Linked DNA regions of Homo sapiens: region 2 is linked to region 1. Evidence: read pairs that join two places in POLR2A ChIA-PET (ENCODE). Cell type or tissue: B cell. All regions are shown on one strand. Links, peaks and the distances in the headings refer to the core of each region. The heading gives the core; the rest is flanking DNA. Region 1 overlaps PTP4A2 (protein tyrosine phosphatase 4A2). Region 2 has its middle 24 kb from the start of TMEM39B.

Region 1 (5,386 bases), core at 185-5,184:
GAGGCTGAGGCAAGAGAATCGCTTCAACCCAGGAGGCGGAGGTTGCAGTGAACTGAGATTGCGCCACTGCACTCCAGCCTGGCCACAGAGCTAGATTCCGTTTCAAAAAATTAAAAAAAAAAAAAAATATATATATATATATATATTTATCTCTCCTATCAATCCACTCACATCAGGATTTCTAAGAAATCATCCCTTTACATTTCCAAATTAAATGATACAATAAACCCTCTAATTTGGTGAGCTACGCCAGTATTCACCAAATTAAAACAGCACATTAAAATATAAAGGTACAATAAAAGAATTCTAGATTTAAGGAAATACAGTCTAAAAGCAAAGGTCTAAAAAAAACGAGTATGCATATATTTACTGCTACTTTTCTTACCAGAAATTTTACAGGAAGTAATGCAAATTTGAGTCAGCTTGGTTTCAACAATCAGTCAACATGAAAGCCTAATAATGTAATATACAACTAACACCTTGCAACATTTTTTTCCTAAAGCAAATTCCCTTCATGTCAATAGCCACTTTTATTTCCCCTTAAAATAAGTATAAAAAATCTAATCTGTCAACAGTAAAGAATTTATCCTCCTGAAGAGCTAGGCATTTTCCTCAAATTCTTTCATTAATTCAAATATTTACAGAACATGTACTATGGGTCACATACTCTTACAGGTGCAAGAGCAATAAGCAAAACAAAAATTTCTGTTGGGATGGATCTTACACTTTACTGGGCAGAAAAAAAGAAATAAAAATGTCACTGCTCTGGAGAAAAATTAGAAGTAGGGGAATTAGCAGTGCCAGAGGGAGGGGGGTTCCAATTTTAAATAAGGCTAACAGGAAAGGCCTCACTGAAAAAAGTGACTTTTTATCCAAGAGCTGAGAGTGTGAGCCAAACAGGTATTTGGGGAGCATTTTAGGCAGAGGATTAACTGCTGCAAAGGTTATGAGGTGGGGACAAGCTTAGAGTATGCTAGGAACAAGGGAACCAATGCTACTGGAACAGAGAGGACAATGGAATGAATAGAGTCAGAGAAATAAAAGAGAGCCTTATAGGCCACTAAAAGCATTTGACTTTTATTCAGAAAATGATGCCTCTCCAAATGAAGCCAATGAAGGGTTTCACTCAAGAGTGACAACTCAAAGCCATAAAAAATAATGAAATCATGTCCTTTGCAGCAACATGGATGCAGCTGGAGGCCATTATCCTAAGCGAATTAACGCAGGAACAGAAAACCAAATACCGCATGTTCTCACTTATAAGTGGGAGCTAAACACTGAGTACACATAGACTCAAAGAGGGGAACAACAGACACTGGGGACCACTTGAGGGTGGAGGGTGAGAGGAGAGTGGGGCTTGAAAAACTACTTATCAGGTACTATGCTTGCTAACTGGTGACGAGGTGACAAAATCATTTGTACGCCAAACCCGAGCGACATTCAATTTACCCACGTAACAAACCTGCACATGTACACACTGAACCTAACATAAAAGCTGAAAAAGGAGAGAAAAAAAGAGTGATAACTTAGGTTTTACAAAGGATCACTCTATCTGCTATGTGGAAACATTACAAAAATGGTAAGGGTGGAAGCAAGGAGACAAGTAGATATAATGGTAGCTTAGACCAGGGTAACAGCAGTAGGGAAGATAAGAAGGGGTCAGTTTCAAGATACACTTTGACGTGGGATTTGTCCACAGACTGGATATAGAGTTTATGAAAAACAGTCAAGGCTCTGAGTAACTACAGAACTTGTGGAGTCCAACTTAATATTCAGAGGCTATTCAGACAATAGATTGTAAAATCTTCTCAACCATCAAAGTAGTAGGGAAAGTCCTCTGTAAAATGCTACTGTACCTATTGTATTTTGACCACTTGGGGGAAAAAAGTGTCTGAAAACTTGTAAACTAAAAAACCTCACCTTTAATTAGTAAAGCGTTTAATTAGTAAACACGCATCTTCTGATTAACTGGTCTCAAACTGAAAATTTATTCATCTCTTATAACCTACTCCCAAATCAAGTAGATAGAACAACAGTTCTATCTATCCTCTGCACTACCTACCTTTGTTTATCCCTCTACTGTTCCATTTATCAAACTAAAATAATCTAGTCCTTGAAACTTAGATTTAAATTAATATTATATTATATATAACAAATATATATTATAACATATATTTATATATTATAATATATAAATATAATAATATAATATATAGCATAATATAATTATATACAATATAATATTAATATTAATATCCCTCCTTACCCACAATAACTACAGTCCTAGGAAGGTGATAAAGAGGTATCAATTCAATTCTACACAAATAAGGATCCAAAATGTCAGTGAATAAGCCAAAAATAAGATGCTTTTTTTACTGTTAAAAAAAATTTTTTGGCCGGGCGCGATGGCTTACGCCTGTAATCCCAGCACTTTGGAAGGCCAAGATGGGCGGATCACCTGAGGTCAGGAGTTCAAGACCAGCCTGGCCAACATGGCAAAACCCTGTCTCTACCAAAAATACAAAAACTAGCCAGGTATTGTGGCGCATGGCTGTAGTCCCAGCTCAGGTGGCTGAAGCAGGAGAATTGCTTGAACCTGGGAGGCGGAAGTTGCAGTGAGCCAAGATCGTGCCACTGTACTCCAGCCTGGGTGACAGAGTGAAACTCTGTCTCAAAAAAAAAAAAAAAAAAAAAAAATTTCATAGTTACTCCCTTGGTTATTCCCACTTTTCCACTTCCTCATTTAAGGAGGGAACTTGAGACTCAAGTCCCAGTACAGAAATCAATAATCAGTTCTATAAAAAGAAATCATGACCTTGATGGTGGGAAAATGTCTTAACATTTCAAAACCAGTAGAAGATACATGGCCAGCCACTCAGAAAGATAAGGGAAGCAATTAGTCAACAATCGCACCTGCTTCTGAGAACAGTGACAGTTATTCACTGAAGTCCTGTGGGCCCTGTTCCCACCAAAATGAAAAGGGAGTGGTTTTAGATGTGCATGTACCCCGGTGATTAACGGTTGTCCTTTTCTAGTAATTTCTACCTCTACAAATAACTATAAGACAAAAATTGCATTAAATATTTTCAGGCCACACTTAAAAATATTTACTTTACAATTTTGTACTCCATTTTTCCTCTAAAGATTTCCAATTCTCAAAATGAATCTCTTATCTAAAATTGGTATTTTTCCTTTCATAAATAAAATTTAAATGCAGGTTAACAGCACTATGGCCAACGCCGACTTTCTCTTTAAAAAGTATTGGAATAGCACTGGTAATAACATTAAAAAATCCTAACAGCACAATCCTTATATTGAGTATTAATCTAATTGTTTTCAGTTAATCTTTTAAAAATTACATTAAATAGTTTTACTAAATGGATTCTATTCATCCATACTTTTGTGACAAAAGTATCATGGCTATCTTTTCTATGGGGTTTATGTTTAAAGACTTCAGTTTATGTGCATTTTAAGACTCCCAAGCCCCTTTATTATAAAGTTTAAGCACATTCTTTTCCTAAATAACTTTGGTAACCTTCTTAAGAATAGGAACTATCTCCAATTCAGTTGCTTCCCCAGAAAGTTAAATCCTAACATTTGTTTTATTTCCTCCTCCCATCCTTCCTTCTTTAATCTCAAAAGGCTAATTTTTCCAGAGAACAATTTAAGTCTTAATCATTTTAATTTAGTTTCCAACATCACTGTATGTACATTAACCCAAGAACCATTGAATCAATAATTTCATTAATAAATAATTTAAGATTCTGAACTTCAATTGTAATAAAGCAAATTCAGTAGTAAAAATCCAAAAGAACACCTGGAGTCAGCCTGTCAACACCACATTGAAATGTTTTCTGAGCTATATCAGGACAGTTAAAATGGCTGTAACAGCTGCAAGTTCCCTGAGGTTGCAAAATAGATACTTGGGAAAGGTTATTTGAATCACCTTTCAAAATAACCTACAGCACAGGAGTAGCATGCAAAGCAAAAACTTTCCGGCTACTGTTCACATTACCTAAAATATACCATCTCGGGCCGGGCGTGGTGGCTCACGCCTGTAATCCCAGCACTTTGGGAGGCCAAGGCGGGCGGATCACGAGGTCAGCAGATCGAGACCATCCTGGCTAACACGGTGAAACCCCGTCTCTACTAAAAATACAAAAAATTAGCCGGGCGAGGTGGCGGGCGCCTGTAGTTCCAGCTACTAGGGAGGCTGAGGCAGGAGAATGGCGTGAACCCCGGGGGGGCGGAACCTGCAGTGAGCCGAGATTGTGCCACTGCACTCCAACCTGGGCGACAGTGAGACTCCATCTCAAAAAAAAAATAAAAAATACCATATCTCAGAACTTAGTAGTTTATGGGTCAACTTAACTCTTTTCATTTCCCCATTTTGTCAAATGTATTGAGCGTATTTAAAGGTCCTGTTCCAGTATTAATCCCCAAAGAGAGTGAGGGAAACTCTCTATGGACAAGACACAGAATAAAAACATCCCAAAATACATCTTGTCAACATAAATTATTTTGTTTGAGCCCCAGAAATGTTTCTGCTGTTCAGGCACTCTGATCCAAGTTTCCCCTATAACTGGGTAAGTTACACTTCACTTCCTCTCCTAAACTTGCTTTTTATAAATTACATTATAGTTCACAGACATATGTTTGTGTACTGAGTACAATACAAGATAAACAGTCAAGAATCCAAATCATTCTATTTGAAGCTGCTGGTGGCCTTTTAAAATGTACTGTCTATCCACTAATTGTCCAATAATGGCATCCTTTCACAAAACACAGTAACATTACGATCTTTAAAAACCACACAGTGAAAGTAAATATTTCATACTACATATTAACGTGAAATAAAAATGGTGAAATAACTCTATAATGCCATGTCAAGAAGTTATTCTTTACTCACTAGCTCAGCTCAACATGGATTCACCTTCCTTTTCTTCCCAATTAAAGAATGCAAAATTCAATCTTTCTCGTCCTCTTCCTCCAAATGTTTACTGAGATAAGGGACAATATGTCACCTCCCAATTATACCAAAATGCAGCACAGCCAATCTTCAAACAAGCATTTGCAGAGACGTGTGCACATCATACAAACACTATCCAGGATCAAGCTCCTAGAAGAATCAACGTGGGTGAAAAATGCTTGATTGGTATTAAGTTTTCATATTACCACCACAAATTTTAAAGATACAAAGTAAGCGTGAGAAGAATGGAGTAGGATTAAGACTTCTGAAGAAAGGTAAAACTTTTATAATAGAAAACTGGTAGAAACAGTGAAGGAACCATGGTAGTGTGACTTGAGAAAGGTGCTTAGTCTTTGGTTAGATAACTCTGGAGAAGCCTTGACCGGGCTGAGAATTTCAGACCAATTCAAATGCAAT
Region 2 (5,386 bases), core at 149-5,148, 120 kb after region 1:
TATGTTGGGTCTCTTTCTGCCTCTACTCAAGATTCAGGTTTTAGAGAGGGAATATCAGACTGGATTAGCTGAGTCACATGCGTAAGAAAAACCAGTTCCTCAAAAGGCAGTTGGTGAGTTGTTAGGAAAGGGAAATGGATGCTGGGCAGCCCAGAAACAATTGTCCAGTAATATCCATATTTTACAGAAGTAACTTAGACCTAGTGAAGTTAAGTAACTTCCCAGGGTCCCATAATTAGTATGGCTGGTACTCAAGCTCAAGATTTCTGTTGCCAAAACCTGTCATCTTAATCCTATACTATACTGTCCTTAATCTAGGGAAAGGGTATTTCTTTTTTTTTTTTGGTTTTTTTGGTTTTCTTTTGTTTTGTTTTTTTTGAGACGGAGCCCTGCTCCATTACCCAGGCTTGGCTGCAGTGGCGCAATCTCAGCTCACTGCAACCTCCGCCTCTGGGTTCAAGCAATTCTCCTGTCTCAGCCTCCCGAGTACCTGGGACTACAGGCACCTGCCACCACGCCTGGCTAATTTTTGTATTGTTTAGTAGAGACGAGGTTTCACCTTATTGGTCAGGCTGGTCTCGAACTCCTGACCTCAGGTGATCCACCCACCTTGGCCTCCCAAAGTGCTGAGATTACAGGCGTGAGCCACCACACCCGGCTGGGAAAGGATATTTCTTATACTTAGGAGGTCCTTCATAGGGATAATTGTGGTATAGAAGAAAGGATGTGGAGTTTGACTCCCTGGTTTGTGTAGTTGGGGGCTGTGACAACAGTGAGCTTTCCTGTTAATTGAAGCCATTAAGCAACTAACTGGCTGATTTTTTCTCTGCTCTGAGGTGTTAGGATTAGGATGACACTGAGGAGAAAGGCCTAACTAGGTAAGCCCTACGCATATAGAACCTTTCACAGTGAAATTTGGCTTCTTGGAATTTCTTTTTCTTCCAAGCCTGCCTCTCAGCCTGTGAGAGATCTGGAAGCTTTAAGAGAGGGGCATATGTACTGAACAAGATTCTGGGCACCTGGCAAGTCCTACGTTTGATGTTGGTCACATGAATGGCTAGGAAATTTAGCGTGGGGAATCCCTGAATGCAGAGAATTTAGTCTCAACTCTTCCTAGGGTAGTCTGAAGAAGAAAAATGGATTAGAAGTTTGGGGAAACCTTTCATTTGGACTGTGAACTGTGCTTGGAAAGGCAGGTTCTGTTTGTGGACCTAGGCCTGCTGGTGTTCTGCCTGTTCTGGACATGTAGCTTCGCCCATTGATCCAAGTGTTTTCTGTAAAATTCTATCACTCACTACCTGTGAACTTTATTTATTTATTTTAAGGTGGAGTCTCACTCTGTTGCCCAGGCTGGAGTGCAGTGGTGTGATTTCAGCTTACTGCGACCTCCACCTCCCGGGTTCAAGCGATTCCCCTGCCTCAGCCTCCGGAGTAGCTGGGATTATAGGCACACACCACCACGCCTGGATAATTTTTGTATTTTTAGTAGAGATGTGGTTTCACCATGTTGGCCAGGCTAGTCTTGAACTCCTGGCTTCAAGTGATCCGCCCACCTCAGCCTCCCAAAGTGCTAGGATCACAGGCGTGAGCCACTGTACCCGGCCAGCCTGTGAACTTTTATTACAATTCTGTAAGCTTTAGAGACAGGCAAGATTGGGTATCTGTCCTGGCTCTGCTTCATGTGAGCCTTTGTCACCTTAGTCAGAAACAAAACCCTTTCAGTGCCTCATTTATCATCAAATGAAGTTGATGATAATACCTGACATTTATCACTGTATGCATCATAATATCCTAACAGAGTTAGTAAGTATCTCATTTGGTCCCTTTCTACCTTTGTTTCTGTTTTGAGGAAAAATTCACATAGCATAAAATTTACAATTTTAAAGTGTACAATGCAGTAGTTTTTAGTATATTTATACTGTGCAACCATTTCCACTATTTAATTCCAGAATATTTCCATCACTCTAAAAACAAATCTTATATCTGCTAATAGTCACTCCCAACTCCCTTCTCTCCCCAGCTGTTGGCAGCCACTACTCTTTCTGTGGGTTTGCCTATTCTGAACATTCCATATAAATGGAATCATATAATATATGCTTTTTGGAATTGGCTTCTTTGACTTTGCATAGTGTTTGGTTCATCCAGGTTATAGCATGTAACATAGTACTTCATACTAGTCATAGGAAACATTACTTCCAAAAGCAGCCCATTTCATTAGAGATGGCTCTAAGTATTTTATCTCTCATTTTGAATGAGACCTGTACCTCAGTAATTTAAACTGAATCTGCTTTGGACCTCTGAAGCAACATCCTTTCAGGTATTTGAAGATCATTTTCATTACTGTGTCTTTCCCTTCTCTAAAAATTTTCTTGGCTGCGCATGGCAGCTCATGCCTGTAATCCCAACACCTGGGGAGGCTGAGTTGGGAGGATCACTTGAGGCCAGGAGTTCAAGACAAGCCGGGACAACATAGCAGACTCTGTCTCTACAAAAAGTTAGCTGGGCATTAGCTGGGCATGATGGCTTGCACCTCTTATCCTAGCTACTCAGGAGGCAGGGGAAGGAGGATCACTTGAGTCGAGGAGTTCAAGGTTACAGTATGCTATGATCACAACACTGTACTCCAGCCCGGGTAGAAAGTTTTTAAAATACTATTGGTCCCAATAAAATACATTTGCTGCATGCCAGATGTGGCCTTTAGCTTACCAGTTTGCAGCCTGTGGTTAGCTTCTGTTAGTATAAATTAAAGGTCATGTTAGCATTTTTAAGTGATTCTTTTTGGACAGACATAACTGTCCTAGTGGCAAAGAAGTCTAGAGTTTTGGCGGAATTTTAAAATAACAACTTTATTGAGATATAATTCACATACCATACTGTTCTCTCACTTAAAGTGTATAATTCAGTGGTTTTTAGTATATACAGAGTTGTTCAGTCATCACTAGGGCCCATTTAAAATGTCTTTATCATTCCAAAAAGAAACCCCATGCCTTTTATCTGTCTTCCACCAATCTATTTATTCCCTCCAGCCGTAGGCTACTACTCTGCTTTCTGTCTCTAAAGATGACAAGGGTTTAGCCTCCAGAAGGCTAAGTCCAAGGGTTTAGCCAGTCACAGAAGACCACTTTCTGTATGATTTCATACAAATGAAATTATACAATAAGTGGTCTTCTGTGACTGGCTTCCTTTTTGTTTTTTTTTTGTTTTTTTGGTTTTTTTTTGAGACGGGGTGTTGCTCTGTCGCTCAGGTTGGAGTGCAGTGGTGCGATCTCAGCTCACTGCAACTGCAACCTCCGCCTCCCAGGTTCAAGCGATTCTCCTGCCTTCCTGAGTAGCTGGGATTATAGGCACGCGCCTCCATGCCTGGCTAATTTTTGTATTTTTGGTAGAGGTGGGGTTTCACCGTGTTGGCCAGGCTGGTCTCGAACTCGTGACTTCAGGTGATCCGCCTACCTTGGCCTTCCAAAGTTTGGGATTACAGACGTGAGCCATCACGCTCAGCTGACTGGCCTCCTTTCACTTCGGATGTTTTCAAGGTTCATCCATGTTGTAGCATGTATCCCTACTTTGTTCTTTTTTTTTTTTTTACTGTTAAATGCGATTTCACTGTATGCATATACTACGTTTCATTTATTCATTGATCCATTGACAGGCATTTGGATTATTTCTACTTTTTGGCTATTATGAATAATACTGCTTTGAATATTTGTATATAAGTTTTTGTGTGGACATGTTTTCAGTTTCTTGGGTATATACCTAGAAGAATTTCTGGGTTCTGGGTCATACGGTGACTCTGTTTATTTTTTTATTTTTTATTTTTTTTTTTTTGAGACAGAGTCTCACTCTGTCGCCCAGGCTGGAGTGCAGTGGCACGATCTCAGCTCACTGCAACCTCCGCCTCCTGGGTTCAAGTGATTCTCCTGCCTCAGCCTCCCAAGCAGCTGGGAATATAGGCACGTGCCACCACACCCGGCTAATTCTTTGTATTTTTAGTAGAGACGGGGTTTCACCGTGTTAGCCAGGATGGTCTCGATCTCCTGACCTCATGATCCACCTGCCTCAGCCTCCCAAAGTGCTGGGATTACAGGCATGAGCCACCACGCCCGGCCTGTTTAATTTTTTTAGGAACTGCCAAATTGTTTTCTGCAGAGAGCCTGTACCATTCCTACCAGCAACATATGAGGGTTCCAAATGCTCCATATCCTCACCAACATTTACTTTATTATAGCTATCTTTAGTGGGTGTGAAGTGGTACCTCACTGTGGTTTTGATTTGCATTTCCCTAATGACTAATGTCATTGAGCATATTTTCATGTGCTTGTTAGCCAATTATATATCTTCTGTGGAAAAATGTCTATCTAAATACTTTGCCCACTTTTAAATGGGATAATTTGTCTTTTTATTAGCGAGTTGTAAGTTCTTTATATATTCTGGACGCTAAACTCTTGTCAGATGTATGATTTGCAAATATTTTCTCCCATTCAGTGGGTTGTCCTTTTACTTTCTTTAAATCACCAAAATTTTCCATTTTGTTGAAGTCCAGTTTATCTGTTTTTTTCTTTTTTGTCATAGGTAATAAACTATTGTCTCATTCAAGGTCAGGATTGTACCTGTTTGTTTCTTTCTCAGTTTTTTAGTTTTAGTTCTTTTTGTTTGTTTGTTTGTTTGTTTGTTTTTTGGAGACAGAGTCTGACTCTGTCCCCCAGGCTGGAGTGCAGTGGTATGATCTCAGTTCACTGCAACCTCCAGCTCCCGGGTTCAAGCAGTTCTCATGCTTCACCCTCCCAAGTAGCTGGTACTACAGGTGCGTGCCATCATGCCTGGCTAATTTTTTTTATTTTTTAGTAGAGGCAAGGTTTCACCATGTTGGCCAGGCCAGGCTGGTCTTGAACCCCTGAGCTCAGGCAGTCCACCCACCTCGGCCTCCCAAAGTGCTAAGATTACAGGTGTAAGCCACCACACCCAGCTTTAATTCTTGCATTTAGGTCTATGATTCATTTTATGTTAACTTTTGTGTGTGTGGCCTGGGGTGGGGGTTCAAATTATTATTTTTTTTTGAGACAGAGTCTCACTCTGTCACCCAGGCTGGAGTGCAGTGGCTCAATCTCGGCTCATTGCAACCTCTGCCTCCCAGGTTCAAGTTCAAGCAGTTCTCCCTGCCTCAGCCTCCCAAGTAGCTGGGATTACAGGCGCCCACCACCATGCCCAGCTAATTTTTGTATTTTTAGTAGAGACGGGGTTTTGCCATGTTGGCCAGGCTGATCTCGAACTCCTGACCTCAGGTGATCCGCCCGCATCAGCCTCCCAAAGTGCTGGGATTACAGGCGTGAGCCACCGTGCTCGGCCCAAATTCATTCTTTTACATGTGGATATCCCATTGTCCCGGCAC

The links. Peaks named below come from ENCODE experiments on the same cell type or tissue, not always from the same donor. Only the 100,000 strongest peaks of a DNase experiment are listed, where the experiment ranks them.
Region 2: POLR2A ChIA-PET joins it to region 1 with 6 read pairs; 5 of 35 experiments call an interaction of 5 or more read pairs at or near these places.

What each region holds. Positions count from the first base shown.
Region 1 is chr1:31,926,024-31,931,409 of GRCh38, forward strand. All of the region lies in intron 1 of PTP4A2 (protein tyrosine phosphatase 4A2), which reads right to left. Among named protein-coding and RNA genes, the nearest start is that of PTP4A2, 9.7 kb to the right of the region's middle. In B cell, for the core only: no CTCF peak of the experiment used is centred there; a DNase peak (open chromatin) is centred at 2,893; H3K4me3 peaks cover 2,169 bases; H3K27ac peaks cover 4,603 bases.
Region 2 is chr1:32,045,855-32,051,240 of GRCh38, forward strand. It overlaps a transcript of KHDRBS1 not described here. Among named protein-coding and RNA genes, the nearest start is that of TMEM39B, 24 kb to the right of the region's middle. In B cell, for the core only: no CTCF peak of the experiment used is centred there; no DNase peak of the experiment used is centred there.